Regions from separate parts of the Homo sapiens genome. Here region 1 is linked to region 2. A link is an interaction called in ENCODE POLR2A ChIA-PET data of the cell type or tissue named here. Cell type or tissue: endothelial cell of umbilical vein. All regions are shown on one strand. Links, peaks and the distances in the headings refer to the core of each region. The heading gives the core; the rest is flanking DNA. Region 1 has its middle 4.2 kb from the start of CRK. Region 2 overlaps YWHAE (tyrosine 3-monooxygenase/tryptophan 5-monooxygenase activation protein epsilon).

Region 1 (2,884 bases), core at 1-2,500, 71 kb after region 2:
AGGCAGGTGGATCACGAGGTCAGGAGATCGACACCATCCTGGCTAACACGGTGAAACGCGGTCTCTACTAAAAATACAAAAAAAATTAGCTGGGCGTGGTGGCGGGCGCCTGTAGTCCCAGCTACTCAGGAGGCTGAGGCAGGAGAATGGGTGAACCCAGGAGGCGGAGCTTGCAGTGAGCTGAGATCGAGCCACTGCACTCCAGCCTGGGCGATAGAGTGAGACTCCGTCTCAGAAAAAAAAAAAAAGAGATGAGGTCTTCTTATGGTGCCCAGGTTGGACTCTAATTCCTGGGCTCCAGGGGTCCTCCTTCCTCAGCCTCCTCAGTAGCTGGGATTATAGAGGTACCACTGTGCTGGTCCACAGTCTCGTTTAACTGCTCCTATGTGAATGCTGGGTTTCTTTTTCCTGGAATGTTCTTCTACCCACTTTGGAGTCTCAAATTCAAATGTCTTCCCTTTCTTTTTTTCTTTTTCTTTTTTTTTTTTTTTTTTTTTTTGTTTTTGAGTCGGAGTCTCGCTCTGTCGCCCAGGCTGGAGTGCAGTGGCGCGATCCTGGCTCACTGCAAGCTCCGCCTCCCGGGTTCACGCCATTCTCCTGCCTCAGCCTCCCGAGTAGCTGGGACTACAGGCGCCCGCCACCGCGCCTGGATAATTTTTTTTTTTTTTTTTTTAGTAGAGACAGGGTTTCACCGTGTTAGCCAGGATGGTCTTGATCTCCTGACTTTGTGATCTGCCTGCCTTGGCCTCCCAAAGTGCTGGGATGACAGGCGTGAGCCACCGCACCCGGCCCAAATGTCTTCCCTTTCTTAACCATCCCATCACTCCCTCTCTTCATCAACAGCAGTATGTCCAAATTATTCCCATGACAGCTCTTACCCATTTTACTGTAATTTTTCATTTGCAGTTCTGTGTATGTCCTCAAAGGCCAAGCAGCTAGTCTATGAGGTGCTCCAGAAGCATTCAGGACCGCTAACATTGATTCAGAGATGACCATCTGCCAGGCACAGTGCTGACTGCCTTTGTATGGATCATCTCATTTAATCCTCTCAACAACCTTATTTGACAAGTATCCCCATCTTACAAAAGAGAAAACTGAAGCTCAGAGAGTTTAAGTAATGTGTCCAGAGAGACATGGTCGCAGAGTGAGGAGCTAGGGTTCAAATCCTGGAAGGAGAGACAGCTATGGTCACTCTGCTCTACCCTCAATTTTCTGAGATAGGAATTGGGAGGAAGGGTTGGCAGAAATCTACATTTTTAAAAAAGCAGTAAGCTGTGGATTATGGTCTAAGGAATAACACAGTCCTGCTGGACTCACCTTACACACCCTTGGGCCTGCTCTGGGGAAGTGGGGGGTGGGGGACTGGGAGGCACAAGGGCACCTTTCCTGCTGCAGGTGACTCATCGTGACCCTGGCTTAGTGACAGCCTGGCACCGTGAGCCAGCAGAAGCAGCCGTCCCAGTGTGAATTCTGGCTGGTCTGTGAGCTCTGGACCTTACCCAGAGACTGCCTGTTCCAAAGCAGTCCCTCTGAGATCCCTCCCTAGGGCATACGGAAATTACAAGAAAAATAATTTTTTTTTTTTGAGACGGAGTTTCATTCCTGTTGCCCAGGCTGCCGTGCAATGGCACGATCTCAGCTCACCGCAACCTCCATCTCCCGGGTTCAAGTGATTCTCCTGCCCCAGCCTCCCGAGTAGCTGGAATTACAGGCATGTATCACCATGCCTGGATAATTTTTTGTATTTTTAGTAGAGACAGGGTTTCTCCATGTTGGTCAGGCTGATCTCAAACTCCCGACCTCAGGTGATCCGCCTCCCTCGGCCTCTCAAGGTGCTGGGATTACAGGTGTGAGCCACCGCACCCGGCCAAAAAAGAATTTTTTAAAGAAGAATAGACCATCCTGGCTAACATGGTGAAACCCCGTCTCTACTAAAAACACAAAAAATTAGCCAGGCGTGGTGGCGGGCGCGTGCAATCCCAGCTACTTAAGAGGCTGAGGCAGGAGAATTGCTGGAACCCGGGAGGCAGAGGTTGCAGTGAGCCGAGATCGAGCCACTGCACTCCAGCCTGGGTGAGAAGAGTGAAACTCCATCTCTAAATAAAGAAATAAAAGAGAACTCTGGGGCACCATGTGAGGGGAACTCCAAGGAGAGTCTTGGGTAGAGACGGAGCGAGGAGCACAGGCAGGATGCTGCGCCTTCCAGGAAAGGTCAGTAAGATGTCCCCACTGGCAATGTGATTCTGGGACCATCGAGAATGGGTTATTTGCTTTGCTGCGTGCAAACTCCTCTCATCGCTGCAATCTTTTAGGGAAGCTGCTCACACAAAGGCCTTCTTGCAGAATCAAGGAGAAGGTACCCATTTCCTCTGCCACTCTTCTCTGCCCCCAGCCTTCTTCCCTTTCCTCTCAGGAGACTCCACGTTCCTCGAGGGCTTTGCCTTGCTGTTCCCTCTGCCTTGACCACTCTTGCTCCAGATCCTAGCCGTCACTTCCTCTCCTCGTTCAGGTCCCCGCTCTGATGTCATCTCCTCTGTGAGGCCTTGCCTGACTGCAAACTACACACCAACACTCCCTCTCCCCTTGTCTGCTTTGCTTATTTTCCTAGCACTTATCTCTTTCTAATATGTTAGGTATTTTCCTTACGTATTGTCTATTCTTTGCTAGAGTGTAAGCTCCATGAGAGCAGGGATTTGGGTCTTTTTGTTGTTCCTGCTATATCCCAAGAGCCTCACTGAGATCCTGGCACATTGCAAGCATTCCTTCAATTCATACTGGTTGAATGGGCCGGGCGCGGTGGCTCATGCCTGGAATCCCAGCACTTTGGGAGGCCAAGGCAGGCGGATCATGAGGTCAGGAGTTCGAGACCAGCCTGTCCAATATG
Region 2 (7,556 bases), core at 2,825-5,324:
AATCAGTTTCAGGTTTGTTTTTTCTTTTTAGAGGAGTCTCCCTATGTTGCCCTGGCTGCCTTGCAGTGGCTATTCACAGGCATGACCATAACACTCCTTGGCTGAAGCTCACCCTCTACTGCACTCCACCCTGGGTGACAGGGAAAGACTCTGTCTCAAAAAAAAAAAAAAAAAAAGTAAAGATAAAATGAATACAGAAATGTTGGCAGCATTCTGAAACCAGAAAAGTTAAAGGTTAAGAAAAAATCTGCAGCAATAAGATAAAGGCATTAAGACCATGTTAATGATGTGCAGTTATTCATTGTTGAGAAGATGAAAATCTACCAGCAACTGGTCTAGAGGAAAACACCAAGGTCCCCTGTGATCAGTCCCCCAGGCCTCCCAACTACATGCCTCAAAAGTCATCTACTGAAAAGGTACACAACGAAAAAGTACACCATACTGCAATTTACTAAGTTCCCAGAGCTTCTTATCCAGCCATTTATAAAGCTCTAGTCCCAAATATCAGTGGTCCCCAACCTTTGTGGCACCAGGGACCAGTTTCGTGGAAGACAATTTTTCCACAGACCAGTATGGGTGCATGGCCTGGGCACTGGGGACCCCTGCATGTATCAAAGAGTTAAAAACAAAGTAGGTTTTTCAGAGGGTGGGGGAGGAGGGAAGGAAGGAAGACGGAGGATGCAGGTGGCCTGCTCCTGAATTTAATGGCTCCTATCCCAATACTAGTTCCATTACCTGTTACCTGCAAAATATACTCAGCCTACATTCCATTCTGTCTTCTTCATACATTAAAGACAACACTATTCAGAGAGAAGCTGAGCCAAAAGACTGCTATAATCCCAGCACTTTAGGAGGCCAAGGCAGGAGGACTTCTTGAGCCCAGCTGAAAGACCAGCCTGGGCAACACAGAGACCCCCAGTCTCCACAAAAAAGGGGGAAAAAAAGAAAAGAAAGCCTCAAGCAGTCTGGACTGACGTTTACACACAAGAAACTCCTTCCGAAGTGGAAGGAGTACCAGCTTTGCAGGGCACCAGCCTTGGCAGAATACCAGTGACATTTCAAATGTGTTGTCACTTTTCCTCAAGTACTGGATCCTTATCTGTAAAATGGGTAGTACTTTGCATGGCTGTTTGGATAACAAGTGAAAGAAATAGCCAATAAACAGTAGATGATATTATTATTACAGGGTTTCATCACAATGAAACACTTTAAAGAGGTTTTTCAATTTGTTAGTACCATTTTACACCAGTAGTCAGTGAAGAAACACTGAGCTTTCTACAGTCTTTAACATGGGACACCCAGCAACTGATACAGTACCCTGCATATACCAGACACCATTGGTGCTAATTAATTTAAACTAACTCTTAATTACACATAGGAACAGAGTAACTCCGAAAGCAATCATACATTCACTAGAATATAAAGTCCTTGAAAAGATCTTTTGTCTATTTTGTTCACTGATGAATCCCAAGTGTCTAAAGTGTCTAGAACAGTGCCTGGTACATAGTCGGCATTCAGTAAGTATTTGTCAAATGAGTTTGGGAACTTGTTTTTTAGTACTTTAATACTTTGATTAAGGCTTTTCAAAAGACAATAATCTTGACACTCAAGGACAACTTTTACTCTTCATATACCAGCCTATACAGAGGTACCTCTCCTCACTCTAAAAGTAACTACATGAGCCAGGCACGGTGGCTCACGCCTATAATCCCAGCTCTCTGGGAGGCCAAGGCAGGCGGATCACCTGAGGCCAGAAGTTTGAGACCAGCCTGGCCAACACGGTGAAACACCCGTCTCTACTGAAGAAAAAACAAAAATTAGCCAGGCATGGTGGCAGGTGCCTGTAATCCCAGCTACTCAGGAGGCTGAGGCAGGAGAATCACTTGAACCAAGGAGGTGGAGGCTGCAGTGAGCCAAGATCGCGCCATTGCACTCCAGTCTGGGCAACAGAGTGAGACTCCGTCTCAAAAGGAAAAAAAAAAAAAAGAGGAAAACATGAATTGTGTAACCTTCTATGAAACTTTAAGACTCCTTTCCAAATCAGCTTTTGCTAGGTTAAAAAGAAACAAAAACAAGACAATCTTTTACCAAGATTCTACAATTTTGACTGCAAAAGCTACTTTTCCCTTTGGTCTCAATATTTAGGGCAGGGTTGTGCTCACTTTGGCAGCACATGTACTAAAGTTGGAATGACACAAAGATTAAAAAACAAAAATAAAAATATTGGGGGTGGGGGAGTAATCCCCTGCTCCATCAGAATGGGAGATTTCTCCTCTCAATTTACGAGGATACTCCCTCATAAACACGTTCGGCTGCAGTAGAACCAAACAGGTGAAGCTCCAGTGAAACCTGAGGTGGAAAATAAGAGGCTGGGGAGATCAATGACCTAAAACACTAAGTACAGGAAAAACAGGTAGATCAAAGTCTGAATCTTTTTACAGTTTTTATGGAATTAGAAAAGACACTGAAACAAAAAATACTTTAAAATTCTGTTTTGGAATACTAAGGAAGAAAATGACCACAAATAACCCTTGGGTCCAATTCGGTTTAGTAGAAGGATTAACTTTACATTCAGATTTTTAAGAAGTTTGACATGTTTTCTCAAGTGGTTGAGAGTGTTAAGCATTTCTTTGCGGGGGTGGGGGCAGTAGGCGGGGATGGAGTCTTACTGTTTCCCAGGCTGGAGTGCAGTGCCACAATCTCGGCATTCTGCAGCTTTCTACCTCCCGAGTTCAAGCGATTCTGCTGCCTCAGCCTCCCGAATAGCTGAGATTACAAGCGCACGCCACCACGCCCGTCTAATTTTTTGTATATTTAGTAGAGACGGGGGGTCTCACCATGTTCACCAGCCTGATCCTGAACTCCTGACCTCAGGTGATCCACCCTTCTTGGCCTCCCAAAGTGCTGGGATTACAGGAGTGAGCCACTGCACCTGGCTTTTTTTTTTTTTTTTTTTTTGACGGAGTCTCACTCTGTCGTTCAGGCTGGAGCCCAGGGGCACTATCTCGGCTCACTGCAACCTTTGCCTCCCGGGTTCAAGTGATTCTCCTGCCTTAACCTCCTGAGTAGCTGGGATTACAGGCACGTGCCACCACCACGCCTGGGTAATTTTTGTTTTTTTTTTTGGTTGGTTTTTTTTTTTTTTTTTTTTTTTTAGTAGAGACGAGGTTTCACCCTGTTGGTCAGGCTTGTCTCGAACTCCTGACCTCGTGATCTGCCCTCCTCGGCCTCCCAAAGTGCTAGGATTGGCCAGGCGCTGTGGCTCACGCCTGTAATCCCAGCACTTTGGGAGGCTGAGTTGGGCGGATCGTGAGATCAGGAGATCAAGACCATCCTGGCTAACACGGTGAAACCCCGTCTCTACTAAAAATACAAAAAATGAGCCGGGCGTGGTGGCAGGCGCCTGTAGTACCAGCTACTCCGGAGGCTGAGGCAGGAGAATGGAGTGAACCCAGGAGGTGGAGCTTGCAGTGAGCCAAGATGCAAGTGGAGCGCCACTGCACTCCAGCCTGGGCAACAGAGCAAGACTCTGTCTCAAAAAAAAAAAAAGTGCTAGGATTACAGGCATGAGCAAACCATGCCCAGCCTTTTTTTTTTTTTTTTTAATAGAAACGGAGTCTTGCAATGTTGCCCAGGCTGGTCTCAAACTCCTGGCCTCAAATGACCTCCCACCTTGGCCTCCAAAAGCAATGAGATTACAGGTATGTCAATTCTTTGATGAGCTAAGAAACCCCCATCAAAATTTCAACACTTTAATATTTTAATGTTTCCTAAGTAGTATATTCTGCATTAAGTATTTCATACTCATGAATGTGTTTCTAAAAATCTACAAAAACTGTCATAACTGTCATACAACAGTGACAATATTTTCTGGTCAAATAACGTTCTTGAAAATTTCACGGTAATCCTATCATAAATCTTAACTATTTTACAAGTAAACCTATTACAATCAAATACAAGTCATTAATCCCACTAAATCTTTCTCCTTTCCTTTTTGAGACAGGGTCTCACTATGTCACCCAGGTGGGAGTGCAGTGGTCTTATCATGGCTCACTGCAGCCTCGACCTCCCGGGCTCAAGAAATCTTACCACCTTGGCCTCCCAAGTAGCTGAGACTACAGACACATGCCACTAGGTCAAGCTAATTCTGTTTCTTTTTGTAGAAACAGGGTCTCACTATGTTGCCCAGGCTGGTCTCAAACTTTTGGGCTTAAGGGATCTTCCCGCCTCTGCCTTCCAAAGTATTGGAATTACAGGGATTATTAGCCACTGCACGTGGCCCCTACTAACATTTAAACACTTAAATTTCAACATAAAGGTGTTCACAACAACCACTCCAAGGTCCTACAAAGTCTTCAGCTGACTAACCCAGGGATTAAGTAGTATTTAGTAGCTTTTTATTAATCAAAACCCATTCACTGTCCAAGGCTTATATTATGCCTTTAGAATCACATTTCACAAAATTGGTCATAGCTAACACCATTTTTCTTAAGTAATCTGAGATGGCTAAAATGCGAACATTTAACAATGATTTACGTTTTCTTTCTTTTTTTTTTTTTTTGAGATGGAGTCTCGCTCTGTTGCCCAGGCTGGAGTGCAGTGGCGCGATCCTGGCTCACTGCAAGCTCCGCCTCCCGGGTTCATGCCATTCTCCTGCCTCAGCCTCCTGAGCAGCTGGGACTACAGGCGCCCGCTACCACGCCCAGCTAATTTTTTGTATTTTTAGTAGAGACAGGGTTTCACTGTGTTAGCCAGGATGGTCTCAATCTGCTGACCTCGTAGTCCGCCCGCCTCGGCCTCCCAAAGTCCTGGGATTACAGCCGTGAGCCACCGTACCTGGCCAATTATTTACATTTTCTTTCTTTCTTTTTTTGAGACAGAGTTTTGCTCTTGTCGCCCAGGCTGGAGTGCAATGGTACAATCTCGGCTCACTGCAACCTCCGCCTCCCAGGTTCAAGCAAACCTCCTGCCTCAGCCTCCCGAGGAGCTGGGATTACAAGCGCCTGCCACCACTTCAAGCTAATTTTGTATTTTTTAGTATAGATGGGATTTCTCCATGTTGGTCAGGCTGGTCTTGAACTCCCGACCTCAGGTGATCCGCCCAACTTGGCCTCCCAAAGTGCTGGGATTACAGGTGTGAGCCACTGCACCCAGCCTACATTTTCATATTACAGCAGCTTTCATCCCAAATTCAGACAAAAGGTGTTACGTTTGCTAAGGAGAAAGTCTCTTATTAATCTAAAATTAATATCAAAACAACTATATACCAGCTCAACATGACAAAATTATTATTTGGGAATAATCTGGACGACCTTTACTTTGGATATGCAAATTTACAGATGTAAGATTAAGGATTTTGAGAATATTTCTTTGTGCATATCTTACATAAGGACTAAGCCCAGAAGACTACACTTGCTAAGAATAACTCAAAAAGGTAGGTTATCATCTAATATGATCCTAGCACAGCAGTAACAAAAACAATTATCTGACCTTTCACATTAGATAAGAATGTTTCACAACAAATAGTACCGACAAGTATTACACTTTACAGTTTACAAAAGCCCAAAATTTCATAACCACCCTGCAAATTAGTAGGCAAGAGAGACATCACTAATCCCCATTTGAAAGATAAGGAACCCAGTGATTCCTGTGCATTCTGTGATGGCAGATTTACCACATCTGCCAAATGATGAAATACTGTCATAACTCTTACAGTAATGCATCTCCTTCAAACTTTAGATATGAATGAAGAGTTAAACACATTTCATATTGCTTTAGCTCGATAAAATCCTGATCTGATCACAAATCAAGCCCACCAACAACAGATCCGTCCAGCTACTATGGTAGATTGTTGGAAGGGCAATAAATTCAAGATAAAAATTTCAGAAGAGATAAGCCAGGATCATGGTCATATGGTCTGAACTACACAGTTTGGCATTCTAAACATAACAGTTGTAACAAGATATGGGTGAGCCTTTAAATTTTTATGTGGGTATTTGGTATGAAAGACACTTGTAAAAATAAAAAAATAAAATGTATGTAGGGAAAGCTCTGAGCTTAGGACACTGCTACCAACACCTAGGTCTATTATATTTTTAAACACAGAACTGGCTCAAGGTAGCCATAAGAAAACCAACACACTAGGTGTTGACACCATCAGAGGATTTGGAATGCCAGCAAGCTCTATTTTCAGCAACTACCACATCCTTAACTAGCACGTTCCCATTTGTGGGGGAGGGAGCTAGGAGGAGGAAATTTTCACTTTTCCTTTGACTTATATTCTGCCAAAGGCTAACTTCATTTGAAAAAAAAAAATTCAACCTCCTAGAGACGTAGATCTAAGCTATCTCTGTGATAAAAAGCTGGACAACGTTTAGGAAACTGTTGTATGAGTCTAAATGACAAAATCTAGTAACAAATGGCCATTAAGTAGGGTGACCACAAGGCAAGTTTGTTGCCCAGGACAATCCCAGTTTATGCCTGCTGTTGTAGCTGATGAATTAGTCTGTCTTTTCAAGATATACTCATGTGGATGTTAAATTATGGTGACTTTCATTATTATTTGCTACAATTTAATAAATTTAAATGAACATCTGAAATTGTTCTTAGGGCCATGACTAGCATTAACATTTAGTCAGAGAACCATGAGGTTCTGTTGGCAACCAATTCGTCAATTTGGATATATCAATACCTAAATATATCAAGCTGGCCGGGCGCAGTGGTTCATGCCTATAATCCCTGCACTTTGGGGAGGCCACAGTGGGAGGATCGCTTGAACCCAGGAGTTACCTGGACAACACAGTGGGATCCCGTCTCCACAAAAAAAAAGTTTTAATTAGCTGGTCATGGCGGTACCAGCTACCTGGTGGGAAGATCACATGAGCTCAGGAGTTCAACATCAGCCTGGGCAATCCGCTGGGACCAGGCCTCTACCAAAAAAATTTTTTTGCCAGCCATGGTGGCTCACGCCTGTAATCGCAAAACTTTGGGAGGCCGAGGCAGGTGAATCTTGAGCTCGAGTTCAAGACCTGGGCAACATGGTAAAATCCTGTCTCTACAAAAATTAGCCAGAAGTGGTGGTATACTTCTGTAGCCCCAGCTACTTGGCATGCTGAGGTGCCCAGGGGGTCAAAGCTGCAGTGAGCCATAAATGTGACACTGCATCCCAGCCTGAGTAATATACTGAGATCTTGTCTCGGGAAAAAAGAAAAAGAAAAAGAAAAAAAAGTTCTTTTAAATTATCCAGGTATTGTGGTGCACAGCTGTGGGCCCAGCTAAGTGGGAGGCTGAGATGGGATGATCATTTGGGCCTGGGAGGTTGAGGATGCAGTGAATCGTTACTGCATCAATGCAATCCAAGCCTGGCCAACAAAGCAAGACCTTGTCTCAAAAAAGTATATGTATCTATCTCAAACTGTTAACTGACCATTTCAAAAATAGTGAAAATAGCCATTTTTCTTGCTGCTCTTTCCTACTCCTTAATGGATTCCATTAGACAGCTATCTAGCCAACCACCCGGAACAACACTGGTGAATCATATGCCAACCTTTGTCCCT

The links. Peaks named below come from ENCODE experiments on the same cell type or tissue, not always from the same donor. Only the 100,000 strongest peaks of a DNase experiment are listed, where the experiment ranks them.
Region 1: POLR2A ChIA-PET joins it to region 2 with 5 read pairs; 17 of 35 experiments call an interaction of 5 or more read pairs at or near these places.

The regions. Positions count from the first base shown.
Region 1 is chr17:1,459,004-1,461,887 of GRCh38, forward strand. No RefSeq gene overlaps it. Among named protein-coding and RNA genes, the nearest start is that of CRK, 4.2 kb to the left of the region's middle. In endothelial cell of umbilical vein, for the core only: no CTCF peak of the experiment used is centred there; a DNase peak (open chromatin) is centred at 1,438.
Region 2 is chr17:1,384,988-1,392,543 of GRCh38, forward strand. The region is part of intron 1 of YWHAE (tyrosine 3-monooxygenase/tryptophan 5-monooxygenase activation protein epsilon); the gene reads right to left. Among named protein-coding and RNA genes, the nearest start is that of YWHAE, 11 kb to the right of the region's middle. RefSeq lists an enhancer at 6,925-7,453. In endothelial cell of umbilical vein, for the core only: no CTCF peak of the experiment used is centred there; no DNase peak of the experiment used is centred there.